2 separate regions of the Homo sapiens genome follow, and region 1 is linked to region 2. Evidence: read pairs that join two places in POLR2A ChIA-PET (ENCODE). Cell type or tissue: HepG2. All regions are shown on one strand. Each heading gives the region's core, and the rest is flanking DNA. Links, peaks and the distances in the headings are about the cores only.

Evidence for each region. ChIA-PET counts read pairs that join two places held together with the same protein. Peaks named below come from ENCODE experiments on the same cell type or tissue, not always from the same donor. Only the 100,000 strongest peaks of a DNase experiment are listed, where the experiment ranks them.
Region 1: POLR2A ChIA-PET joins it to region 2 with 57 read pairs; 24 of 35 experiments call an interaction of 5 or more read pairs at or near these places.

Annotation. Positions count from the first base shown.
Region 1 is chr16:68,234,914-68,240,274 of GRCh38, reverse strand. ESRP2 (epithelial splicing regulatory protein 2) reads left to right here and starts at 4,148. Exons shown (of 15, transcript NM_024939.3): 1 at 4,148-4,427; 2 at 4,513-4,641. The coding sequence starts at 4,230. RefSeq lists enhancers at 1,597-2,183, 2,184-2,772, 2,773-3,360, 3,361-3,949 and silencers at 2,441-2,540, 2,571-2,660, 3,971-4,200. In HepG2, for the core only: a CTCF peak has its summit at 5,147; DNase peaks (open chromatin) are centred at 2,574, 3,964, 4,684, 5,164 and 1 weaker place; H3K4me3 peaks cover 2,497 bases.
Region 2 is chr16:68,077,125-68,082,485 of GRCh38, reverse strand. DUS2 (dihydrouridine synthase 2) reads right to left here. Exons shown (of 17, transcript NM_017803.5): 16 at 3,968-4,041; 17 at 3,166-3,737. The coding sequence ends at 3,500. Among named protein-coding and RNA genes, the nearest start is that of NFATC3, 5.6 kb to the left of the region's middle. In HepG2, for the core only: no CTCF peak of the experiment used is centred there; DNase peaks (open chromatin) are centred at 2,315 and 2,565; H3K4me3 peaks cover 948 bases.

The sequences.
Region 1 (5,361 bases), core at 181-5,180, 160 kb before region 2:
AAAATAAAATAAAATAAAAACAAAGCCAAAGGGTATTGGCCTGATGGGGGCATCTAGGGGACCCCCTTTTCACCACTGTACTGGTGCTTTGCTCGACCTCGGGCGCACGCCCCTGCCCCCCTGGTTCTGGCAACGGAGTCAGCGCGCCCTCTGGCGGGTGCTCGGCAGCCACTCTGCACAGGTGCGGGGATCCCAACCCGGGAGGTGGGGCCCAACGCGCTGGCTAGTGGGGTGGCCCGGGACATAAGGAGGGTCGCTGAGAGCGGGGACGGGTCTGGGCAGACGAGTGTGGATCTCCGCGGTGATCCCCAGCGTCGAATCCTCTTCCACTGCGAGATCTTTCTTGGTAGCGAAGGGAAGGAGGGAGGGCGTTTTCGCACCACTCCTAGACGCCCTGGAGGTTCCAGGAGACCCGCCACGCTTCCCGCCTCCCACCCTGTATCTGCCCGGGCTTTCATGTCCCCGAGGCAACAGCGCCGGCTGCCTTTAGGAGTGCAGCCCAGGCAGGCCTGAGGGCCAAGGTGAGGGTAAAATTTCGCGAGTATGAGGCCCACGGAACCCAGTTCTTTCTTCCAAATATCTGGCACGCGGTTTTGAGAAAGGCGGCTGACCTCAGGCGGCCTGGGCCGTCGGGGCCTTGCTTACCTCTCTGCCGTACCAATCTCCTATTCATTAATTCATGAACCCCAGGGGAGCGAGGAGTGGGGTGGGGGTGGGGGACAATTTTTAGAGAAGTACAGAAATCTCAAACTACAGAAGGGACCCCTGCGGAAGGTAGAAAATCTGGAGGAAGGCCGGGAGCGGTGGCTCATGCCTGTAATCCCAACACTCTGGGAGGCCGAGGCGGGCGGATCACGAGGTCAGGAGTTCGAGACCAGCCTGTTCAATATGGGGAAATCCCATCTTTATTAAAAATACAAAAATTAACCCGGCATGGTGGCGCGCGCCTGTAGTCCCAGCTACTCGGGAGGCTGAGGCAGAGGCAGAGGCAGAGGAATCGCGTCAACCCAGGAGGCGGAGGTTGCAGTGAGCCGGGATCATGCCATTGCACTCCAGCCTGGGGGACAGAGCGAGACTCTGTCTCAAAAAAAAAAAAAAAAAAAAAAAAATTCTGGAGGAAGAGCTGGAGCCCTAGATAGAGAAGGGGTAGGGCTGGAGAGGAGGAAAGGGCACAGATGAGACCCTACTGCAAAGGCCTGTGTCTTACCATTGCTGAAATACCCTGTGGCAGAAGAAGCTAGCCTTAGACAACAGTTCATTCATTCAGTGACAGGCGTTGGGGGTAAGCCTCTATCTTCGAGGATAGGATGATGGAGCGGGGAGACAATACACGATTAATAAATCGTGTTATAAGTTGGTTAAGTTGGGGGGTTGGGGGGCAGAAAGAAGCAATGAGGGTCGGTTGGGGTCAGGAGTGTGGGTTGTTTAGTAATAATGGGGTCATCTGGAAGGACTCATCTGAAGATGAGTAAGGGATCTCAGCAAAACAGGACCCCACCCTCCTGCCCAGTATTTAAACGAATTTGGTTTTTAAAGAAGAATGCAAGGGTTGGAGCTGAGTGCACGGTAGCTCATGCCTATAATTCTAGCCCTTCGGGAGGCCGAGGTGGGCGGAGTTCGAGACCAGCCTGGTCAACATGGCGAGACCCCGTCTCTGCAAAAAATACAAAAATTAGCCAGGCGTGGTGGCTCACGCCCGTAATCCCAGCACTGGGAGACCGAGGCGGGTGGATCACCTGAGGTCAGGAGTTCGAGACCATCCAGCCTGATCAACATGGTGAAACCCCGTCTCTACTAAAAAAATACAGGCGTGGTGGTGCACGCCTGTAATCCCAGCTACTTGGGAGGCTGAGGCAGGAGAATCGCTTGAACCCAGGAGGCGGAGGTTGCAGTAAGCCGAGATCGCGCCATTGCACTCCAGTCTGGGCAACAAGAGCAAAACTCCGTCTCAAAGAAAAGAATAATAAAAATTAAAAAAATAAAATAAAATAAAAAGAATCTAAGTTGCAGGAGTTGTCTTGCTATGGGGGCAGCCGGATGGGCATCCGGGGTAGTTTAGGGGAGCCGCACTGTGCTACCAGCCCGTGCCTCAGGTTCACGACCCAGCGGCGACTTGGACACGCATAAGCGCGTCTTCCGTGGGAAAGCGCTCAGGACTGCCAGAGACGCCACAATGGAGCAGTCACCTCGCGAAGGTGGCTTCCGGGAAGAGCGGGCGTCGAGACTCAGGCTGAAGAGGAAAAAGGGCCTAGAGGCTGCACAGATGAGGTCGCCAGGAGGGGCGAGAAGGAGACCGAGTAGCGCCCAGACCTTCGGGCGGGGACGCTGTGACCCTGTGCTGTAAGAGTGGAACCCAGACAGGAGCCAAGGAGGAAGCGACGTGCTTCTGTGGAGCTTTAGGAATGCGGCGGTTAGGGCCACTGGTTTAGGGGAGTTGGCTGGAAGGGCGTGGCCGGAGGAAGGGCCGCCTCCACCAAGCGCAGGCGCCCTACCGGGCGGGAGGGGGAGGAGCGTTACTCGCGGTTGCGCCCCGCCCCGCGAACAAATATTTGACATTCCAGGCTTATCGGGAGGAGGGGCCCGAGGAGCAACGTTCTCCCTTCCCCCGCGCCTGATTCGCTTACCGCTTCCGGGGGAGGAGACGCATGGGCCAGTGCCCGGGTGGGCGGTCCGGAGATGGACAGCCGCGCACCAAGGCCCGCCTCCACCTGTAGGGAAAGTAAAGTGCTACTCGCTCGAACCCGCCGGGCGAAGGAAGCACTTCCCATGCTCTCCCTGTCGCCGTGTCCGGGCGCGAGTCATTTCCGTCCCGGGCGCCTGTTTCTTTAGCTGCCAAGTGGAGCTACGCTGAGCTCTCTCCCCCCGGGCCTCGCCCCTTTCCCGGGCATGAGCTCTGGTGATGCGCCCGGGTGCCCCGCTCTCTCCATTGTCCAGGGGCCGGGCCGCAGCACCCTCCTTGTCCGAAAGCGCGTGGTGCGGCTCCCGTCTCAGTCTCGAGTCGGGCTAGGCAACCGCGTGACTCAGTTCCCGCCACGCTGGAGCCCCCTCCTTCCTGCTGGATTATTCAGTTTCTCAGTCACTTATTCAGTTTCTCAGTCACCTCCCTGGGAGAGTTTGGGAAAGTAAGGAACGGCCGGGAAACGCGCCATAAAGGAGCCTCACCAAGCTCCACTGGGCAAAGGGAGGAATGGGAGCCCCAAATGCGGGGCTGTCAATTGGGTTGTAGGTGCGGGATGGAAAAGGGAGGATCTGCAGCCCGCATGCGCGCACACACGCTCAACGCTAGCCCCCCATCGGCCAGAGCGCTCGCAATCTCCAGGCAGCTTCTCCACCGTCCAGAAAGGGACGAAAGCAGGCAGGCCCCCACACGTGGGGTAGGAGTGAGGCTCCAGGCCCGTTCTACCCCTCTCAGCCTCGTCTAGGGTGCAGCTCTCTGCGATTTGGGGGGTTCCTTTCCCCAGCATTGAGGCCTGCCCACTCCCAACCCACAACGACCGCGCTCTGGCACTTCTCAGTGCCAGGCTAGCGCTCGGCCCTAGCATCTGCGTGGACAAGCCCTTCCCTGTGATCCCTGGTGACCACCCCACAGCTCTAACAACGCTGATGTTCCCGCCGCCCTCCCCTTTCCCAGGTGACTTCTGGTGATCCCCCTACAGGGTGATACCCGGCAACTCTCACCGCCCCCTTGACCCTTTGACTTCCATCAACCCCAGACCTGCCGTGTTGACCCCCACAGCCCCTAGACTGCCTCCTGGTGACTTCCATACTGGAGAAGGCCTCTGTCTTGCACGCTCCTTTGCAGAGGCCTGACGACCCCTGGGGAAGAGTGGGGGGAGAGCGGAAGAATGGGTTAGCCCCCAAAATCAGGCAGGACCAGCCCTGGAAGTAGGAATCCGGATCCTAAGCGTGCGCCCAGGCCGGGAGCGTGAGCTCTTGCGTCCTGGGTTGAGTTCTGGCGGCCCTCCCCCAAGGTTCCCGGAGCCGCCCCGGTCACGTGGCCGGCGGGGCCGGCAGGTAACTCGCCTGGAGAGGGCGTGGGCCGGTAGCCGCCCCGCCCCGCGGGGCGCCACGGGCGGGTCTTGGCAGCGCCCACTGAGCCAGCCGGGCCGCAGGTGCCGCCCCCGATACACGGTGTCCCGCCCAAGCTGATCCGCGTCTGCGGTCGGTCGGTGCGTGCGTGCGCCTCGTCGGTCCGCGTGTCTGGCCGAGAGCCCCCTTCCTCTGCGGCCATGACTCCGCCGCCGCCGCCGCCCCCTCCCCCGGGCCCTGACCCCGCGGCCGACCCCGCCGCGGACCCCTGCCCCTGGCCCGGATCACTGGTCGTCCTCTTCGGGGCTACGGCGGGTGCGCTGGGACGGGACCTGGGCTCGGACGAGACCGACTTAATCCTCCTAGTTTGGCAAGTGGTTGAGCCGCGGAGCCGCCAGGTAGGGTGGAAAAGAGGCGGTGAGGTCCCCAGGGAGCTTCCGGGGTCGAGGGGCGCGGCTGATCGGTTTCCCCCGCCGCTCACAGGTGGGGACGCTGCACAAATCGCTGGTTCGTGCCGAGGCGGCCGCACTGAGTACGCAGTGCCGCGAGGCGAGCGGCCTGAGCGCCGACAGCCTGGCGCGGGCAGAGCCGCTGGACAAGGTGCTGCAGCAGGTGAGCGCCGGGGTGGGTGGCGGCATGGCCTGGACGTGAGGACATTTCTGGGCGGGATTGGCGGCCGGAGGCTAGGCCTGGCGTGCCGCAACCAACCGGTCCAGGCGGCAGGACTGGGCTCTTGTTTGAAACTTTGAGCGACTCTCGCGTGTGCGTGCCCCTTTCATCCGCGCGTGCCAGCCATTCCCCTGGGCTCCTTACTTTTCAACCATTGCAGGAACCTACTCCTACCGAAGGGATCGGGACGCAGGCTTTGGGATCCATCCCCAGTTCCCGCCCGGGGAGCGAGGCCGAGACGCCTTTGGGAGACCTGCTGGGTCAGGTCTCCCTGAGCCGCAGCCGGAAGCGAAAGGGGTCGAGGGGCCCATATAGGTCACCTGTCCTTGCGGCCCGCGTCTTCGGCCTGCTTGGGAGCTGCTGGAGCGGAGGCGTAGGGCGGTGTCGGCCCTAGAGGTAGACGCCGCCAGGTGTAAACTGCTCGTCTAGGCCTGTCCCGGCCGGCTGGCCAGGCGTGGGCGCTGTCCCGGCCTGGCCTGGGGGACTATCTGCCTGCTGAGTGCAAAGGCCTGGGGTGCCTCCTGCCCTAGCTGAAGTGGGAGGTGGTTTCCATTGCTGTTTTCTTTTCCTTATCTTCACTACGGCGCTCATTCTATGTCTGACTCTTGAGTGTAATTAGTGTAAGTCCTTTTTATACACTCACGTTCTTTCATCTTCCAACAA
Region 2 (5,361 bases), core at 232-5,231:
GCCCCAGTCCCTTGTTCCCCATTAGGCAAAACAGGAGCCTCTGAGGAAATTCAGAGTTTAGAAAAGTTCTTCCTCTCCATGCCAAACATCCCCCTCATCCCAAGCTCTGGTTTGATTCTTCTGTGCCTGCTCCCCAGACCCATGCCAAGGTAGCCACAGGGGACACAAGGACTGCCCTTGAGCAGCTCCCAATCTGGGAGGAGAGGATAAGACCAGCCAACTACAATCTCAGAAAGTTAGTTGCTGAAGTCAGCACAGGGTGCTGAGAAGACAGGGTCAGCACTTTGTCCTCAAATGCCAGGCTGAGGAGTTTGGACTTGGTCCAGAGAGCAGACTTAAGAGACCCATGGAAGAGTTCTGAGCAGAGTAAACTGGAAGGACCCAAGTATCCAGAACTGAGGGTGGAAGAGATTCTTTGCACACAGCCCAGTCTTCTTGCTGTGGCCTTTGAGAGACCTGCCACCCTCTCCAGCCTTACTCATCCCTTCCTCTCATGCTCATATCAAAACCATTTGTCCCCCAAATGTGATGATCTAAGGGGAAATCCTCAATCAGGCTGGCTGGAATGGATGGATAAGTGTTGTGGCTACTAGCCCAGGGAGAGGTTTGGGAGTCTAAGTGGCCCAGTTTAAGGTGGACATGGTGAGAACAATGGGCAGAGCTTTCAGGCCTGACTGTCCCCCTCCACCCCCCAGTCAGTCCCATCCTTGGGCAGGTCACTTTGAGACCAGGAAAGGCAACACTGAGGTATGCTAAAGTGAGATCATTTGAGGATTAACATATCCAACCAGGATCTCTGCCAGACATCCTCAGTCACAGAATATATAGTAGACCCACCCCACCTTCCTCCCCTGTAAAGGATTCTCTCCCCAGTGCTTCCCAGGGCCCTCAAAGCCCCCACATTACAGCCTCTATCTTAATAGCAGACCTGAATCCCTGCCTCTCCTTCCCCAGAGCCCAGAAATGAACCTGACCCTGCCAGAGGAGGGGCTTCCCCCAGGGAAACCATACTGGTGGGAGAAGTGGCCTGAGATCAAAGCCCAGTTCCACTGGGGAGGTAGGTCTTAGGACTCAGTGACTTGGTGGGGGCGGGCAGCACTGCAGCCTCTGTCTGACCAGTTCCAGTTGGAGTATAAGAAAAGGCAAAGGGGGCATTTTTGTTTTTTGTTGTTGTTTTTTTGAGACAGGGTCTTGCTCTGTTGCCCAGGCTGAAACACAGTAGTGCCATCATGGCTCACTGCAGCTTCAACCTCCTGGGCTCAAGTGATCCACCCACCTCAGCCTCCTGAGTAGCTAGGACTATAGGCACGTGCCACCACACCCGGCTAATTTTTTTTTTTTTTCGAGACAGAGTCTCACTTTGTCGCCCAGGCTGGAGTGCAGTGGCATGATCTTGGCTCACTGCAAGCTCCGCCTCCCGGGTTCATGCCATTCTCCTGCCTCAGTCTCCCAAGTAGCTGGGATTACAGGTGCCCGCCAACAGGCCCAGCTAATTTTTTGTAATTTTAGTAGAGACAGGGTTTCACCATGTTAGCCAGGATGGTCTTGATCTCCTGACCTCGTGATCCGCCCATCTCGGCCTCCCAAAGTGCTGGGATTACAGGCGTAAGGCACCGCACCCGGCCACACCTGGCTAATTTTTATATTTTTTTGTAGACAGGGTTTTGGCACATTGCCCAGCAGGCTGGTCTTGAACTCCCAAGCTCAAGTGATCTACCCACCTCGGCCTCCCAAAGTGCTGGGATTACAGGTGTGAGCCACCATACCCAGCCAAAGGAGGCATTTTGATTGAGATTGTTTTTAGTACGAAAAATCAGAAATAGGCCAGGCGCAGTAGCTCATGCCTGTAATCCCAGCACTTTGGGAGGGTGAGGCGGGAGGACTGCTTGAGGCCAAGCATTCAAGATCAACCTGGCCAACATAGCAAGACTCTATCTCTATGAAAAAAAAAAAGAAGAAAAATCAGAAATAAATTGTGCCTAAAGCTTGGTGGCTGAGACTGGACCAAGCCTCAGTCTTTCTCCTGAGTGGAGCCCTTTCTCGGGGAGCACTGGTCTGGGAAGTCAGTTAGGGCAGCCTGGCATGGAATGACCCCATTAACCATGCAGAGTCCTATCAAAGGGCCAGCCTACTGTCCTCCAGCCAGCCTCACACAGGCAGAGGACAGCGGATCCCCTCTAAGAGGAGGGCCCTCAGGACAGAGAGGACTAGAAGTGAGTTGCCCAAGGTCAAACAGCAATGAGCTCTGGGAGGCAGTGGGTAGTGCGGTATCCTTATCTGCACACAGAAAAGCAAGCGTGGGTGGCAGGGGGGAGGGGGGCGGTGCTGGAACTGAGACAGAGGCCTCACCCACCAAACCCTAGACTCAGAGGCCAGCAGGGCCAGAGGCTGCTGGCTGGCACAGGTGCCTGACCCTGTGTTAAAGTTGCCACAAAACAGTAAAGCTCTGACACAGGGGAGATGTGGGAAATACAGCTTTGACCCAGAGGGGACTCCTCCCCTCCCCACTCCCCAATGGAGCCTGGAAAAAGGGAGGAGAAGCAGCATGTTTACAGCTGAGGAAGCGGGGGCAGGACAGGGCAGGGACCTTTGGTCAGAACGCCCCTCCCAGTAAGCGGGGGAGGCCCCATGAGATGCGGTAGCCGTTTGTTTGCTTCTCACTGCCAGGAGGAAATTAAAGAGAATCTGCCACTTCCTTCCGCCCCAAGTGGGATGAGGAAGGCGGGGGACGGGAGGGACTGTGTGGTGTGATCTGCCAAACATAAGGGCCCCAAATTGCTGTCATCAGCCGCCTCCAGTGCCCCACTGTCCAAAGCAGGCACCTCATCAGGTCTGAGACTCCAGGCAGCTGTCAGGCTTGGAGACTCTGGGGATCAGACCAACACTCCCCACCCCACTGGACTAGTCCCTTACTGCAGCACCAGTTACCCTAGTCTTTCTTCCAGATTCCATATCACCTCTCATCAGGACATACAATTGATGCCCAGTGTGTCAGGTGTACCATCAGTAGAATGGGCTTCTTGGGCCTTCCTAACTTGGCCCAAGTCCAGTGATACCCCATTCCCCACCTCTACCAGACCCACAGAGATGGGCAGGAGATCCACTTTGGAAAGCTCAAGCTCTGCACAGAGGGTGGGAGTAGAATCATGCCAGGACACAAGCCCATTTATGAAGATGCCCAAGGCTGAAGCAGCCAGCCGTGGGTGAGGGTAGGGGGTGTCTTTATTGCACAGTACCAATGTCAGGTTGGGGAGTTACCACCTGAAAAGCTCCTGTTTTCAAAGAGAACTTGACCCTGTCACTCAGATCCACCAAAGGGGCCAGGATCCACCCCTGGGCGGCCCCTGGTCCATGCTCTAGGCTGATGGCCCCTGCCAGGACATCTAACTTCTGCCAGGCAAGACCAGCAAACTGTTCAACGGCATCTGGTTCATGCTGTGGCATCCACAGCCACCTTAGCACCAGGCCCATGGAGGGGTGACTAAGGCAGGAAGAGTAGTCACCAGCCTTCCAGGGGGCTTTCTTCACCACTTCCCAAGGCCACAAAGGGCTTCTTGCACAGATCCCCAGGTTGTGCTAGCTCCTGAGCTCTGGGGCCCCCAGGGTCTTGGTCAGGAGCCTCCCTCTTTCGCTTGTGCAAGGAAGGGCTCTCCTCACCCAGCCGACCCTCAGGGAGGCCCTGGCTCCGCAGACAGACGATGGCTGCAGCCTGCTCCGCCAGTTTCTTGGACTTGTCCCTGAGCAGACAGAGGGCAATAAGGTGAGGGGCAGGGTGCAGGGCTATGAGGCCTGACTCTACACATCCTTGGCAGATTCTGACAAGACTGAGTAAGGGGTCACCATCCAGGGATGCCACTGCCCACATATACCATCTACCCAACCCTCCTAGGACAATGCTGGATGTGTGGGCAGAATGCCCACTCTCCGCCCCACCCCAAGCCTCCTCTCCTATGATAAGGAAACTTACCACAAGGTAGACTGATACTTTTGTTCAGCAACGGTGACAATAGAGGAGAACAGGCGATCTAGAGGGCGTTGAACCTGATACAAAGAGAAAAGGAATCACATGGCCAGAGAAATGAGCCCTGTAGGCCAAACTGCTGGGGTCAAATCAAAGGCAGATAAAAGGAAGTGTTTCCAACCTAAGTCAAATGAAGGCTGCCTGTATCACATGCTCCTCCCAAGCAAAAGTGCCCAGTGGAGAAAGGCACAAATACACAATGACCTCAAGTGTCTGGAGCTGTCACAGACCTAAGCAAAGCGCAGCAGAGCCCTTAGCTGCACATGACTATGGAGCCTCCTGCTGACATCTGGATAGGCCAGGTCCCCAAAATGAGGAGTCACCAGATGCCAAAAGGGTGAGAAGGGACAAGCTAGGAGCAGAGAAGGCACACGTGGCAGAGGGACCAGGTGACTTGGCTGGAGCAAAGGGCTGCAGGGATGAAACTGGAAGGAGCGAGGCACATGGAAGGGTCTCAGGCTCTATGCTGAGGTGCTGGCTTGATCCTTCAGATACTGGGGAGCTGCTGACTTGAGGAGACAGAAGTTAGATTTGTTCTGGAAAAGTCACTGTGGTGGGGGTGGGGGGGAGTGGGGACACAGACACAACCCCCAGAAGGTATAAGCCTTGAGGCCAGAAGACCAGTCCAGATGAGGCAGAGCAGCCTAAGGAAGGCATGGCTGCAAGGACCAAAGGAAGTGAAGCAAGCCTATCTCATGGTTTCCACCCCAGGGGCACCACATCTGGGGCTCAATTCTGTGCCCCATTGGCTGAGGCTTGATCCAAAAACATGTCTGGGCCAAGTGCGGTGGCTCACGCCTGTAATCCTAGCACTTTGGGAGGCCGAGGTCGGGGGATCATCTGAGGTCAGGAGTTCGAGACCAGCCTGGTGAAGATGGTGAAACCCCATCCCTACTGAAAATACAAAAAAGTTAGCCAGGTGTGGTGGTACCCACCTGTAATCCCAGCTACTCAGGAGGCTGACACAGGAGAATCACTTGAACCTGGAGGCGGAGGTTGCAGTGAGCCAAGATCATGCCACTGCACTGCAGCCTAGGCAACAGAGCGAGACTCCGTCTCAAAAAATAAATAAATAATTAAATAATTAAATAAAATTTTTAAAAAAGGCTCATGACCTATAATCCCAGCACTTTGGGAGGCTGAGGAAGGAGGACCACTTGAGCACAGGAGTTTGAGACCAGCCTGCCTGGACAACAAAGCAAGACCCCATTTATTTATTTATTTATTTATTTTGAGACAGGCTGGAGTGCAGTGGCATGATCTCAGCTAACTGCAACCTCTGCCTCCAGGTTTAAGCAGTTCTCTGCCTCAGCCTCCCAAGTAGCTGGGATTACAGGCGC